Regions from separate parts of the Homo sapiens genome. Here region 2 is linked to region 1. Evidence: chromatin loops called from intact Hi-C (ENCODE). Cell type or tissue: heart right ventricle. All regions are shown on one strand.

Region 1 (8,000 bases):
GCCTTTTCTGGCCCACTTGAAATTTGATGTCTTGGGTTGTAGCCTATTTTTAAGGTTGAGTCTCACTCTTAGACTATGAGCTCTTGAAAAATAATAACTGTGTCTTATTTGTCTTTGCTCTTCCACTTACATATAGGAACTACTAATGACATTTAGCAAATGTCTCTTTATCTTTTGATGGAGCAGAGAGAGGTCTGAGGATGAACTGCTTTCATCTTCTCGCTGTGTGATCTTGCACGGGTCCTTTCCTATCCCTCCTCTGCCACTCTTCTAGGACCGAAGGGGTTCGAGGGTGACCTTTCTGGCCACTTGCAATTGCTAAGAGTGTATTGATTTGAGAATTAAAGGAACGTGGCTCTTGAAATGTGTGTGCGGTAGAGGCCATCCAAAATAGCTAATGAAGAAACATCCTGGGGATTACGCCAAGTTCACAACGCATTTTAATGAGCCGTGAGTGTGTGTGAATGCGTGTGTCGACCACATGCACATTGATGGCTGTGGCAGGGAGGACGCTGTTTCTGAGAGTAGAGTCCTCACTTCTGAGAAACTTACAGAAGGTGGAACAGATCACGCCGTATTTCATAGCAGCCTAATTCTGACATGCATCTGCAAGCCTCATAAGTCGTGGTTTGGTCGGTGCTGCCCATCAAATCAACTTCCTGAACTTGTTTTCATCTGAACTCCAAGGCAGCCCAGGCGCGGGGGGAGCGCAATCGCTCGTGTCTGACTGGCTGCCTCTGAAGTCGTCCGTTACCAGTAGTCTGTTTAGAAGGTGGATTGTTAATTGTTTGATTTTTCTGCCAACAGGATTCCCTGCAAATTAGAATTGTAATCGCTGTGGGTATTTCCTGAATTAAAAGAAAATATATAATAAAATAAATAAATATTAGTTGTTTGGTTGTATAAGCTTTTGAGACCTGCGAGGCTCCTCATCAATTATTAAACTTGGCCGAAGATGACATTCCTAACTAGTGAGTGTGCCTGGAAAAAAAAAGACGCTGGCTAGAAAGCTTTGAGGCGCAAATTTCCACGTTCTTACTGCTTGGCTCTGAAAGTCTATGCCCGGAAGCTTTAATTTCTTTAATACTATATAATATAATTATATAGTACTTAAAAAACATGTAGTGTAGTTATTAAATATAGTTAGAATTTTAAATGTATCATTTGATATATTTAATACACACATGTATATATGTATTTTTAAGTGGGGTTTGGGCATTATTTAGTGTTCACACCTACGGAGCTCATTTGTCCAGCGCTATATTTAGGCATCAATAGGAGCGCATTAGGTAGCAAATAGCAACATGCTGGATTGGACACACTTCATAATTTGATGGCAGGAGAAAAATGGCAAAATATCGCTCTGGTCAAAGTTATTAAAGGCCAGGTTCACTACACGGTTCTGGTTAGGAGATAAAATATGAGAGGGCAGCTTACATATTGCCGTGATTAAATATTTACTGTTCAAAGAAGATTCACAGAACTTTTTAAAATTAATGGCTTCGAGTCTTTGTTTGGATAGTATCACAAGTATTGAACCATTTATTGAACTGTTTGCTGAGCTATTTTACTATCGTTAGTGACATCCTACATTGCCAGCCTTTCTCTCTCTCTCTCTCTCTCTTTCTTTCTCTCTCTCTTTTAAAAGAGAAATAGAGTGGAATCGCTCCCTTTCTGCTCTCACCAGCTGGTAGATATAAATTATATATTAAACTGTATTTGCAATGGATCACTGCAAGTGACAAGTAGTTTTCCGAAGGCTTTGTCATTGCAATGGAGTGTGCGCCTTTCGTACAGTGGTTAATATGAGTCCTTATTCATATTGTCCAAGTCTTCAAAAACATAATTCAGAAAAATGGGCAGCACTTAATAGAGCTAATCTCTTGTTCTGATTCAGCCTTCAAGATCAGCAGCCTGTAAATAAGTAAAAAAAAGGGCCTAAACGGATTTAGCGCTGTTAATCTTTCCATAGTGGGGATATCTAGCTCTTTAGTCTGCAGTCTTTGTTGACAGAAGTGGCTTCTATTGTGCCAGCTCCAGTGGCTCAGAAGCCGGTTCCTTTTGAAGGGACTGCTATCGGCCCTCTGCACGCGCGCCACCCTCGCCCTGCACCGGCAAGATAGGCTGGCCACAGCGGTGGAGGGAGAGATTGGTTTGTGTGTCACCCACAGCATATGCTGAATTCAGCTCCTGTAAGTGGTGCGGGGTGAATAGTAAGCGATGACAATGGCTTGTGCTACATGCTCTATGCCTCCTCTTGCTCTTATTTGACTTTGCCTGCTTCACTGATTTTATTATGACAGCCTGAATACTGAGGAGGGAATTAAACTGTTAAGCAGGCATCAGAGGCTGTCTAATGTTTAATGCAAGAGTCGGAGCATGTAAGAACTGATAATGAATACAAACAGGGCGACATCTTATTTGCTGTGTTTTTATTAGGATGACTTGAGAGCTTGACATCCATTGCTATCACTTTTCTCTTCTGTTTTTTCAGTTTTCGGGGGTTAAAATTTCTAGCACTGGTGACAAACGTGCCTAAATGTGATGTGAATTAAAGGCGGCTCTAGGAGATTGTAATACTTGGAAATCATCACCTATAATAATTATGTATAGATAGGAGGTAGTCATGGCTGTTAAAAGGTCACCCAGTGAGATGTAATTGCCTTTTTCATACTCCACTACATTTACTAGGACAGAAGCGCGACCCTGCTGGCAAGCGCAGTAAATATGCCATCTTGAGAATGTAATGATACATGCCAGCACTCTCTGGCTCTTGCTGACTGCCCAATTCCTGCGATGGGCTGGAAAGAAAATGGGCTGAAAATGTAAAAATAAAGTAATGACCACATGGTAAGAATGCGAAAATTAAAAATAAAATCTTCAATTAAATATCGTACCCCCCCCCCCCACCATGTCATAAAGACAGAAAGGTGCCTTATGCCATAATGACTTAAGAGGTGATTCCTAAAGGTCTTTTCTGTAGTTCTTCTTAAATAAAGAAACGGCAGCTGGAGTGGAGCGACGGCAGCCCGGCCGCAGCAGAGCCAGCCGCTCTCCGGGTTCGCAGCCGAAATTTCCAATGCCCTCGGTGACTCTTTAGAGAGCGGGAGTAAATGCCAAGTTGCCCACTTTGAAGGGACATGAATGCAGCTGGGAGACATCAGATTCCGTTCCACAGAAAGAAGCAGAAAATGTGGCGAGACTGTTTTGTCTTCCTGATTACACTGAGAGTGTATTGGGGCAGTCAGGAAAACAGACATATCCCTGGATATCCATATGCAGGCTAAGTCGCTCTTTTTTTTCTTATACGTGGCTTTGTTCCCAAGTACAGCAGAGGTGAGGGGTGGGGCGGGGGTGGGACCGGCAGGGCAGCACGGGAGAGAAGTGGCTTCCAAGAGCTTCCCTGGAAAACCTGCCATGCACCCAGCAAGGGAAAGGCTGGGGCTGTGGAGCAGCACATTGAGAAGACAAGAAAAGTCTGTTATTAAACATTCCCAGTAAATCACCGTTTGCACTGCAAACGCGTCCAATGCATGGTGGAAGGAGAAGCAGAGTCAGGAATTCTGTAGCGTGGAATGAGGGTAGCATTGACTTCGCAATCACGCCCTGCACTTCTATAGAACTGGATCAAGCAAAGTCTTCGTGGCGTGTGGACCCCAAGCTGAGTGAGATCATAGGAGCCCTCCTCTGTGTAGACACCAGAATATTTTCAAACTTACTATATCATTGTAGTTATCATGGAAATGGGTTTTAAATTACCGCCTTTTAACGGTGAACCCAGCTAACAGGAAACTTAGAAATCCAGCTGCCTAAGTCAACTGCTAAATTTTTAAAAAGTGAAATACAATATGTAATACGGTTCCCCCCGCACCCCAGCATCTTAAACATCCCTCTCCTTTAAAAATCTCCGGAGTGCTAGGCTATACTAGTTATTACCAATTGAATTTTCAATAGCCAACTTTCCAAGCCCTAACTTTGACAAATTTTATTTCACATTTGTCAAAGGAAATAAAGCTGACAGCATTACAGGGACTGTGTACTAAAAGTAGTATCTCAATTCCAGCAGTCTGTCCAACCTTTTCTTCCCTAGGGGAGCATTAAATCTGGACCCAATTCACAGCTTTGTTTGAACACTATATTTTGCCTTTTCTTTGCACCTTTGATATTTATTTCAGTGTTAAATCTATTCTTCCCTTCATCTATTACCCTGTTTTATTTCTGTTTTTGAGAACCTATATTTTTGCTAATAAATATTCACTGCACCATTTCATCCTGTACTTAATATGCCCAGTGCATGTTTTCTGTGCTAACTTCGCAACAGATTGAGTGGACATTCCACCGTTGCAGCATAGTCATAAAATTCAGGAACTTATAAAACCTACCTTTCCTCTTCCACCATCGCTTTGCTACAGTATATTTTCCGCCCTCTCCTCCCCGCTACTGGCTGTGGCCGCCCTGAGCAGAGCCACAGCTCCCCCCCGTGGCCTCCTGGGGGGATGGCTTCCCGGCCACACCGGAGACTCCCACCTCAGCCTCCTTCCTGAGTTTCCCATTCTGTCCTGGCTACTGCATTTCCGTCTGACCACATTTCAAACCCGGTTTGCAGGCCCCACTTCAAGTGCTGGGAGGTAGGTACAAAAGAAAGCAGCTGGGAAAAAATAATGTCTTCCAAACATAAGCCGACATATGTGTTGGCACTCATGTAGACAATTGGTGATATAGGGCTTGCACTCCCTTTTTTTCTGTCACCCTGCATCTCACACGCACACACAATACCTGTGTTTCTTGAGGGTAGAGATACGGGAGCCGGCACGGAGCTCAGTGCCGTGCAAACCCAGATTCGTAGGTGTGCTCTAGGGTCACCTTTAGGTTGCTTCAGGAAAATCCCCATGCAAGGTTCTTGCCAGATTTGGGGAAATGCTTAGTTTAATGGAAACACTGTTCACTTGGAGTAAGGTAGAATTATAGCCAACTTAAAACAAAAAAAAGCTTAACATATGACAGCGACTCAGCTGGAACCCTGGAACACAGACTGCACGCATCTCTGATCTTCCGCATCACATTAAGTAACAAAGACCAGAGGACTTCAGATATGTACTAGATAGACTGTGTTTGATCACAGTAAAATGCTTCGCCCCATTCCGGACTATGGATTGCCTCATTGATTTTTCTTCTCCCCTCCTTCCTGAAAGAAGGGACTCTTTTAAGTATGTCTGATTCTTTTAATTAGATCATTACTGCTACTGTAATGTTTACTCCAGTATAATCTCTTATGAATAGCATGGGGCTTTTTAACAGTAGATGTTACGCTGCCCCTGGTATCATTTGGGAAAATACACGCAAATAGTTAAGTCTGAATAATAAATATGGCTGCTTTCATACACGCTCGCGTGCGCACACACATGCACATACACAAATTCTTTGAAATCACTTTTGAAAAATACCAGCGTTTCTTGCGACTTAGGAAATGAGCTGCAGTCAGAGCGGGCACATCCGCCGTATTATGCATGTAAATGCATGCCGTCCATGGAGAAACTGGGTGTCGAGTGTCTGTCTGCGTTCGCAAACACAAGAAAGTTTCCACTGCAGTCATCTGAAAGATTTGAAAAGAACGACTTGAATCTGACCCCGATCTAGCTAGCAGGATCACCTAGAATTCTGTTTCTCTTGCCAAGGGTCTTACTTTCTTTTCCTTCCTTTTTTCTTTTCTTCCTTTTCCTGCTACCATGAGTCTATCTATCCATTCTCCCTTCTTGTGTTTTTCATTATGCGTTCTTAACCTCAGTTTGATGATCTGGACCATCTACGGGTTTGGCCGTGGTCAACTGGCTGCCCAGCGACGTAGCTGGGGCGCTTTGTGGATGTGCAGAGAGCACATCGGGAACTGTTCCCGCAGGCTGGGTCTCCCTGCATGTAAGTGCAACTTAAGGCTGTGGACCTGTGCGTGGGAGCAGCTGCACATATAAAAAAAAATCGTGGTCACTGATTTCAAAAGAATAACCATTAAAGAAAGTAAATATATTAAATGATAATTTCCAAAGACAATAATTAGTATAATAGATCTCTTCAAATATCAATGTTTATGATGTGAGTAATGGTGAAAAGCACCGTTTATTTGTTTCTAATGAAAGACAGAATAATTTTATTCAGGAAACTTAAGCACTTAGGTTCAGGCAACTGGGCAGGTCTGAAAGAGACCGTTCTTAGTGTGTGTAATGTAACTTCTATGGCACTGCCTCTTAAAGTATGTTAAATAATAAATAACTTATTAAAACATGTTCAATGTAATAATGCCCTTTTTCATGAATTGTTGTAAAAGAGAGATTAGAAAAGTAGAGGAAGCAGTCTTCAGGGGAAAATAACGGGAATTTCTAGCAGTAGAGTTGTGTAATGGTTCTATATTTTTAAAATGTGCCTGTACTCCATTCATAGTCATTTAAGTGCTTAAATAAGCACAATAAATGTAAATAATTTACTGCTTTGCAAACAGAAAATTGGGCAGAAAAGTAATTTTGAATAGCAAGTTGGCTTGCAATCTTCGATGATTTGGGACCCTGTAAAATGCAACTGACACGGCTGTTCATTAAACCGCTGCTATTGAGCCTTCTTTACATTCATTAGCGATTAATTCAGACAGATATTTAACTTAATAAGGTAAGCAAATAAACAAAAAATCACTTTCGGCGCCTTAAGGTTTTTAGACCTCTAATTGCTTTTGTGCCCTAATTATCAAGATTAACACCTTATACTGTTCTCACTCCGTTTCACTGTGCAAAAAGAAAAAAAAAAAAAAGAATGCCACCAGAGCATTTTGACATCTTTTAAGTAGAAAGTGGCAAAGGGTTAAGGATTTTCCCTTCTAAGACAAAATGACCACCCACCACAACCAGAGACTCTGGCGAAGTTGTGCGTGGATTTTTAAAAACATTAGCTGAACAGAGAGCCACACACGTCTGTGCTGAGAGAATAGAGCTTGCATGGAATTCTAAGCCAAGAGACGCTTCTGTCTTGCAGATAAATCAGACTTCCAGAAGGAGTGGTGGACTGCGTTTCGACTCTGCTCATCACGTCTCCGGCTATATTTTTGTTGCAGCATTAATCAAAGATTTGCTGTGTGGCTGTTATATTTAAAAGTTTACATTAACTTAAGGTCATGTGTAGTTGTCAGCACTTTGTAATTAGCGACAAACTACTTACAGGTCCTTGAATATTTACTGTAATAATATTATTCATAATAGAGTCATTCAGTATTCATGTGGATATAATATGTAATTCCATTGTAATTTAGCATTAATTAATGTCCACTTATTGCAGCATATTATAGTATATGAAACAATTTCTGATAAGAAACACCAGTGTAATTTAAGGATGAATCTGACATAATTTGAATAATGATATACATTGCTTCATGTCTGGATGCTTCTGTCCCCACCCCCATCTCCCTGCATGCGTGTGAGCCCGGAGGACCCTTGGAAATACCACATACACACGCATGCACTCCCCCACACACCCCTTGTGTGTGGAGCTGCGTAGGTATTTGTAAAGACACTCTGGTGTGTCTGGAATCCCTTTCTAGATCTTACTTAGGTCCGAATGTTGAAGTTTGCTACCATCAGAGCTTTCTGTTGCCACCGCAACACCTGCGCAAATTGCTGATTCAGTAGCTCTCCTAAAAAAGACCATCCTAAGACAGCTGCCCTTTCATATAGAGGCAACTATTCTTAAGTGACCATTACAACAGGACTTAAAAACTAAAAGCAAATGTCCGTGTATCTATTTATCCATCCGTCTCTCCTTCCTTTCTTTATCAATTAATGGATCAATTGATAGAGATATTTTTATATATCTTTTTGCCTACTGACCTATTGAGAAACAAAGTTAAAACTGACCATTCTGAACAGGAGCATCTAGGAAGCTAAGTGATGAGAGGTGCTAGGTTAGAATCGGCTGGCCGCTTTGAGACACTGGCTGTCTGCAGTGCTCCTGAAATAACTCTCCAG
Region 2 (8,000 bases), 860 kb before region 1:
ACAGAGGCGCTCACCTTGCTGTTGACCTCAGCAGACGTTCCGAGTCAGACTGATCAATGAAATTAACTGTAGCTTTAAACTCTGGCTTAGCTGGAGAGGAGGGGAGCGCAGAAGAAATGGAGAAGGTGGTCCGGGTTTCATGCGTGCGCTGTGATTTGCAGATTAGCTGGAGAGGCTCGTTCCCGGCGTCAGGAAGTTTGCCAGCAAGTCTTTGTTTACCATGCCAGGGGAAATTGTCAGAGCTGGTAAAAATTTTCTTCAAATTTTTTCATCTTCCTAATCTAACAGTTTACTGAACTTGATAAGTGTCCTATCAACATGTTAATCAAATTACTTATGAACAAAAATTGACAGTTTTCATTAATTATACAAGATTATTCTAATTGCAATTCAAATTTATTCATTTAGAACAGAAGGTATTCAGTAATATTTTACAAAATTTGCATATTAAATGGAGGGAGTTGTACATTATGTATGATAATGTATGCACATTTTCTTATTTTTAACTTCAGGGCCATATGTGGTGCTGTTGTCGGAGCAGGTGAAAAGTCTGAGTGTGTTTAATTTGCTTGACAAACATTAGGCTGGGGCTTGTCAAGTGGAGTATAGTGAATGCCAATCTTTATTTACTCCTTATTGATTACCCCAAACTCTAAACATCTGCATACCTTGTATAAATTTCCACTTATGAAGCTGAAATTGATGAATGAAAGCCCATGCCATTTCCCGGGGATTGGTACATTTCAGGAGTGAATCACAATCAATTATTGTCATAGGACTATTGAAATATAAAGGGAGAGCTGGGAGGGAGGGCCCAGCGCCCTGCTCTCACGATTGATTCAGGCAGGAGCCTGTTCCGAACCGTGTGTGCCAGATTAGCCCGTGACTTCATGACGAGCATGGGAAGTATGCTAATTAACGGCTGGCTGCCGGCGCCCTCCCCTAAAATGGGAAAATACATATTTGGGGGTTATGATTTGATGGCGACGTTCAAGTGCGTTGTCACAGATTGGGAAAGCGTTTTCATCAAGCTGGCTTGTTATGCCTCGTTTCGATGTGGTTTAAGCAGCAGTCTTATTAGGTTAACCCTGCTCAGTGAAAGCAAGCAGGCTTACTTTCTGATTAGATAAAATGTGCAGGCATAATGGGAAAAGTCATTAAGTGATGAATGTACTCTTAGACATGGACTAATCATACTCTATTTATGTAGCTGGTTCGTAGCTATGACCCTCTCGTGTGATTCTTGTGCTATATTTATGGTCAGTGGTGATTATCATTAATTTGTAACGCACATAAACATTCATGCAACACGGCTCACTCTCTGAGCCGTCACAGGAGGCCTCATTCCCGGTCTGGACCCATGGTGTTGCTCACCTCACAGGTGTCCGGCATCCGTGGCACCAAAATCCCCAAATAAGTGGAAATCGCCAAACAGCTCATTGCACTTGGCTCCTATGGTTCCAATGACAACAGTTTTATATGGAAATTGAGTTCATCAAATTAATTATTCACTGCTTTTACGGGAGTGGGTTCCAAAGCAGGGGCATGTGCACACTGTGAAGACCTACCCCTCTCCTGTTTCCTTGGGGGCACCCCAGCACCGCCTCCTGGCCCCAGGTAGTTTCATAAGGGCTCCAAAGAGGAACCCGACTAAGAGCCCCGCTACTCATCAGTTGGAGCCTGGGACCCGGGGAGAGACCCGGGATCATCCTGCTCAGTCAAGTTCACTTGACTCTGTCATTTCTTGCCGCTGCTGAGAAATGCTTCCCCTGCCAGTGTCCCAGCCCTGGGTCCTCAGGCAGGCCGTTGGCCAGAGAGAGGCGGGCCCATCAATCTCCCTTAACAGCCTGATTGGCTGCAGGTCAGCTGAGAGGAAAAGGTTTGAGATTGGGACGGGTTTAGCCAGGAATCTCGGAATTTCCCGGATAATTGGGGGAGAGTGACGCCAAGCTCTTCCTGTCACTTTTAGATATTTCTGAACTACCTCTGTAATGAATTGGAATGCCTCTTACCAGGGCCTCAGAGACGCCGTGAGCCACTGAAGTTTATGCTCTCCAATTATCCAGAAGGATTCTCAAAAGTGGGCTGTGGGCCTCTGAGCTCTGTTGTGCTTGTAATACATGGCATCACCTCCTTGGGTGGCAGACCACCGGGCCACGGATCCACAAAGGATGGCGCGGCCTGCTGGGGACCCTGTATTGGTACAGACATCACTGCAAGTCTGACTCAGAGCTAATTGCAGATAGTTCATTTAACTCTGACTTCTGCAAAAATGGATGTAAATATGGAGGGAAACACACAACAGTCGTTTTCGTGAAGAACGGCCTTAGGACAAAGACAAAGAATAAAAAATGTCTTTTGTATTTACTTGAAACAAATGAATGGTATCAGGTGAAAAATATCTGTCTGTGCTTGTTCAGATTTAAGGCCTACAAATTTGCACCTTATTCCAATTTCCTGCATGCACGGGAGGAAGTGCGAATAGCTTATTCAGAGGCAGATTAATGCAAAAGAGCTGAGAGGGCACATAAATCTACAAGTAGTGACTTGTACCATCATGTAGGTGTAATGATTATCAAACTGGAATCAGGGCTCAGAGTATCAGCTTAACACAGAGAAAATTTGCTTGATGGGAGAGTATTAAAGTCATGCTATAATATATCCATATACTGTGACTAAATTTTATAGTTCATGAAGCATATTAGTATTACACTATATCCCGGTACATTCAAAAGGTGATTTCCATTTAGATGCTCATTTTTCATGAAGATAAATATGACATGAATCATAATTTCCCTGAAGTAAATATTACAAATAATAAAATACTCAGGCAAGCAAGTTGAGGAATGACAGTAATGTTTTCCATTTGTATGGTAAGTGGCGAACCTTGTGGCCTATCAAGTAACAAATTGAATGTTTAATCTTTCTCCATGCAGATTGAGGATGGCAAAGTAGCGCGGTCTCACAACAAATTGAGAGTTCTCTGGTGACTCGTGGAGTATCAGCTCTTTTGCCTTCAGAGGCCAATAGAGGGTGTCAGCAGAGCTTTGTCAAAATAGATCACGAGCATGAAGTTGTAAAATTGCAATTTACAACAAAAAGACTTTGGGATAACGGGCAAATCTTAGGCATGCTAAATACATAGCAAATATTTAGAGAGGCTTTGTAAGCAATTTAAATATTGTTAGGGGAAGTTGCTTAGCATCTGTGGAGCATCCCAGCGGTAAAGAAAGAAATGTATCCTATCAAATGGTAAATAGTCTATTCCAAATGATAAAAATATTCTTTAGATACTAGCTGATCGAGTTAAACTAATTGGTTGACGGTGCCTTAAAGCCGTGCCCAGTATTAGGCTGGCGGAGGCCCCGCTGTGCACGTCACACCTTATGGTGTTAATGGCGCTCTTTGTGCTACATCATCTTTGCCGATTTGCCCTCACATTTTGGAGTCCCTCCGGGCCTTGGGGATCCTGGTGCAGCAACAGCTTGTTTCCCTGGGATCTCGATGCTGGCCTGGAGCCGGCCTGCCGCCTGGGGTCTCGGCAGTCCAGGCCACAGTTCAGGGTCACTTGTACCACACAGCCCGGGGATGTTCCTTCTGCTGAAGGTTCTGTTGTATATTAATTTTAAGTTGCAGTGTCTGCACTGCAAGATGACACCACTCGCATTTTGATTAAGGATTTTATACATGAAAAAATTTTCATTATCTGAGTTCCCAGAGACCTCCCTGATTGGTTGGCTGTCTGACCCACAGCTGTGTCTCCAAGCGTCGGGGTAAGGACTCGGGCACATGAGTGTGCCCTGCACTACCTCTGGTACATGAACAATTAATGGGGCTTTTGACTCTCAGGGAAGTCAAGACTCTTCATAACCAAAAAAAAAAAAAAAAAAAAAAAAAAAAAAGGCACTTCAATGGGCTTTGCTCATTTTCCCGTTGATTTCAGGGAATGTGGAAAGAGTCACTGAGTTACAGGGTAGTAAAAGTGGTCGGGGGCTGCCTCTGCATGTCCTGAGCCTCTACGGTTTGCATTTTTTTTTTTTTTTTTTGCAGATGTGACATAGCCATGGGAAAAGAAGTGGAGGAATATGGCCTACTTCCCCTCCCTGCACCCAACAGGACATTCATTATTTATCCTGGTTGTTTTCCTCTTTTAACTTCTGCCCAAATTATGAGTGAGGATATCTGGTCATTAGAAAGTGAACGGAAGATTCCCCTGCATCTGTCTTCTCTTATCAAATGAGTCAAGGGAATGTGTGTGGAACTCACTGGGAATGTGTTGCTGGCTGTTTAGCGGGTGGGGGGTGCAGGGAGGCTGCAGAGTTTGGGGAGCAGGTGGATGATGGAACCGTCCGACAAGAAAGCTGTGCTCAGGCAGCAGAGCCCACATATCAGTGGGACGGCCCAGCCGCAGGAGGGGTCTGTCCCAAGTGTGTTGCAGGCAGGAGCTGCTCCCAGCCCAAGGCTGCCCGCCCACCCTGGCGTTTGCTGGTTTCCGCTGAGGCCCGTCCGAGAAGCCCTCTAGTGGGGACAAGCGGGACCACGCTCCTGTGCCACGAGCTCTGGCCTTGTCCCTTTGGCCCCCATGCTCTCTGTAGACCCTGCCCCAGCGGGAGGGCAGTGACATGGAGGGGCGTTGGGGTCTTCTCTGCAGGGCACATGCTGCTCTGTTCACCTGCCAGGGCTTTGGCGGCCAGCAGAGGGGACCACCATGTCCTTTGCAAAGAACCAGACCAGGGCCTTCTGCAGATGCTGGGCTGCCTTGTGGACAGCTGCTGGTTCCTTCCCATGAGCTCTTGGAAAGTTGCACAAACCCCGACTGGAGGGGCTGTTGGGGAGGGGACAGGGGTTCCCGGTCCACCCCCTCTGCTGTCACGCCTCTGGCCTGTGCGCCGCCACCATCTGTATAGGCCCAGGCCTGCTGCTCCCTCTGCCCACACTGGGGTTTTGATAATTCCCTACCTTTTTTTTTGTAATTGCAGAATCATAAAATATTTTAATTTCAAGGTTAGCAATTTTCTCTTGCATACTTAATTTATAATTAGCTGGTTTATAAACCTGTTCTGCGAATATAATTTTACTGTTGCCAAATGTTCTTCATGAATAATTAAGGACAAATCCCTATTTATCAAATTATTAATATACCTAATAGCCTTGTTTTCATAAACAATGCATTGGAGCTGGATTTAAAGAAAACCTTCTCAGAGGGATCTGGTGTTCGGTTCCCACCGCGGCCGGGACCCGCTCTGGGCATCCGCACAGAGGGATGCTTGTGCTGCGCCGATGTCGTGGCCCCGGCCTTCTTTCCTCCACAAAAGCGCAGGTATCAGTAGCTGGACAAACACAATGGCCATTCACCAGTGGGACTGGGCCTCCGCGGCCTTGTGAACAATGTTGTTATTTGTTCTAGCAATTCACCAGGAGCATTTTGGAAGGAAATGTAACAGATGAAACCCTCCTTTCAGCCTTTAACGACCTCTTTAAATCCTGCCCCCATCAGGAGTCTACCAGTTTTCAAAGCGAGGAAAGCAACTTCGACGCGCCAGTTTGGATCTAAGGACGCAAAAGCCACCGCCTCGGGCCCTTCAGTCTGTTGACTGGGACCATGTGAGGTTCAGGTCCAGAAGGCGGAGGAAGAGCCATAGCGGGTGCTGCTCCCCGACAGGAAAATGGAAAATCACGCGGAGGGCGTGACGCATGCTCGCTGCAACTCCTTCCTGGAGCACGCCCACGTTCCATCGAGGACAACGAAACTGTTCTTCTCCCTGTGCAAGAAATTCAAGTCCTTTTCTCACGAAGAGAAGGTTCCCAGCTTACCCTATCAATAGTTTGAACAATTGGAGAAAAATAAGCAAACCACGAGGCCGATTGGGATGGATCAGCAAGGAGTTTCTATGGCATGGTCCCGGGCTTCCCTACTGGACGTTTTAGGGACTGAGCATCTATGAGGAGCGTGGGGGCGGGTTAGCTGATTTTGTTTGCCTCTTACCATTCGCCAGGTTTATAGTCAACGCTCTGAAAGGAGATCAGGGCCGCGGCGCCTCTCTTCTTGGGGCTGGCATGTGCGAACCCACCACTCGCCATGTGTGACTCCATGTGCATGATTCATTCCAGAGCAGTTTTAGTCCTCATAAAATATTCATTTTGGTTGTGCAGGGCCCTGTAATTGCCATCTCTCACCCTGAATTATTTATACCTTGCACAGACTGACAAAGCTTTGCCATGCGGCCCTAGATGAATCAGAAACACGGATCTTTGCTGCCAACAGCATTATAGTTCCACAAAATATGGCACCAACGTCATTCTGGGCTGCCTCATCTCTAAATCCAGCTTTTCTTGATTTGACATTTTCTTTACTCTTCCATTGTCTTAGCCAGGCAGAAAGGTTGCCTCTTAACTGTAAGCAGCAACCTTTCTTGCTTGCATTATAGCCGCTGTGCTTGAGAGAACTAATGTATCTTTATTGCCCTTACTTTTTTATGCTCGGTAACAAGACAGCGCTTGGGCTCACTTTAGAGCCATATATTATACATTAGCGATAAAATGATGCAAATAGTCCTGAATACTCTTCAAACAGATAGTGGAGATCAGGCTGGATCAAGCTGCTTGTCACAAAAACAGAAAATGAAAGGTGACGTGCAAAGTTGGGCCGAGTGGCATGCTCCCCAGCCGTGGGCTGTTGCAGGCCCAGGGCTGAGGGTCCCAGGTGGGGCTGCAACTTGTATGGGCTTCTTTGTGGGCCAGTGCCCCCGACTCTCAGCATCCTAAATGCATCTATTCACCTCCCCCCCCCCCCCGCCCACAACCCCCACCCAGCCTCTTCCCCGGGCCTGTGCTTACCCTGACATCTCCATGTTGCAGCCAGGCGCTGATCGGTATTTCCTTCTGTTTCTGCATTCCAGTGTTAAAACCCCTTCTTGACCAGGGGCACTCAAGTGTGCGTCTCTCTGTGTCTCTCATACATAGTCTCCTGCACCCCACACGACAGGAGAGGAGCGGTTAGAAGGACAGACATTGGAATCACATCTGAAGATTTAGGAGAACCGTGCTAATGTGAATTAGGCACTGGTAGGATGGAGCTAACTCCCCTGCAGACCTTTTAAAACAAGAAGGGAAAGAAACCCAGTCAGCTCTGAATGTCGGGAGCTCTTGTTTCTGAGCAGAGACAATGACGACCTGCAAAAATCCCAGGGAAAAAAAAATTCCCACATACCAGAGGGCCGCAGAACAGATAATCTGTGAAATATTCCAACACAGCTGCCTGGTGGCGTGGGGAGCCGAGCAGGGTTTACTGAGATTTTAACACCTTGGTCCTTCCCCGAGCCACAGAACGGGATTAATTTATGGCTCCTGGCTCATCAACAAAGGGAGGTGAAGAGAGAGGGCTCGGTGCTGTTCCGAGTAATGGATGACCTGTACACACATTTCTCTTGTATATGTTGACACGCAGGAGTAATGAAGTTAAGGCTTTGCACACATGTGCCCCTCATTAAGCTGCATTACCTGCATTAAAACTAATAATTGCCACTCAGAGCTGTGCGCCCATTAATCATTTATAATGTTTTAATAAGTTTTTAATCAGGACCTAAAAGGCTAGAGAGCCGCATAGGCAGGTCCAACACTGGTGTCCTCCGTGCATGCACAGGCTTGATTTAAAATGTGATTTTTTTATTAATAATTCAGCCTACAAAGATGATAGTTCTTAATTAAGCAAGCTGGTGTGGATGGGGGAAATGTACATCCGAGGAGGAAAGGATTAACAAGATCTTTCCCACTTGGAGATGGGAAGCAAAAAAAAAAAAAAAAAAAAAAAAAAAATTAAAACCAAAAACAACACCCCCTCACCCACATTTATTTTGAGAATGACCTCCCCAGCCATCAGGAATCAGGATGGCGAAAGAAGCATTCCCGTGATCTTCAGATCCCTAAAAACACACACGCGTATGGTGGGAGAGGCTTGAAACCCTAAGTTGGGATAAGCATAGGCACTTAATCTCTGCATA

The links. Peaks named below come from ENCODE experiments on the same cell type or tissue, not always from the same donor. Only the 100,000 strongest peaks of a DNase experiment are listed, where the experiment ranks them.
Region 2: it touches region 1 in a loop (6-fold over the local background); 8 of 110 quality-filtered maps call a loop at or near these places.

What each region holds. Positions count from the first base shown.
Region 1 is chr10:129,028,208-129,036,207 of GRCh38, reverse strand. LOC124902559 (a long non-coding RNA gene) reads left to right here. Exons shown (of 2, transcript XR_007062390.1): 2 at 1-889. Among named protein-coding and RNA genes, the nearest start is that of LINC02667, 120 kb to the right of the region's middle. RefSeq lists an enhancer at 1,297-3,015. In heart right ventricle, a CTCF peak has its summit at 4,472 (motif pointing left); DNase peaks (open chromatin) are centred at 687 and 4,497; H3K4me3 peaks cover 530 bases; H3K27me3 peaks cover 3,127 bases.
Region 2 is chr10:129,885,849-129,893,848 of GRCh38, reverse strand. All of the region lies in intron 6 of EBF3 (EBF transcription factor 3), which reads left to right. Among named protein-coding and RNA genes, the nearest start is that of EBF3-AS1, 33 kb to the right of the region's middle. RefSeq lists an enhancer at 1-1,027. In heart right ventricle, CTCF peaks have their summits at 4,339 and 4,539; DNase peaks (open chromatin) are centred at 1,824 and 4,508; H3K4me3 peaks cover 1,037 bases; H3K27ac peaks cover 3,860 bases.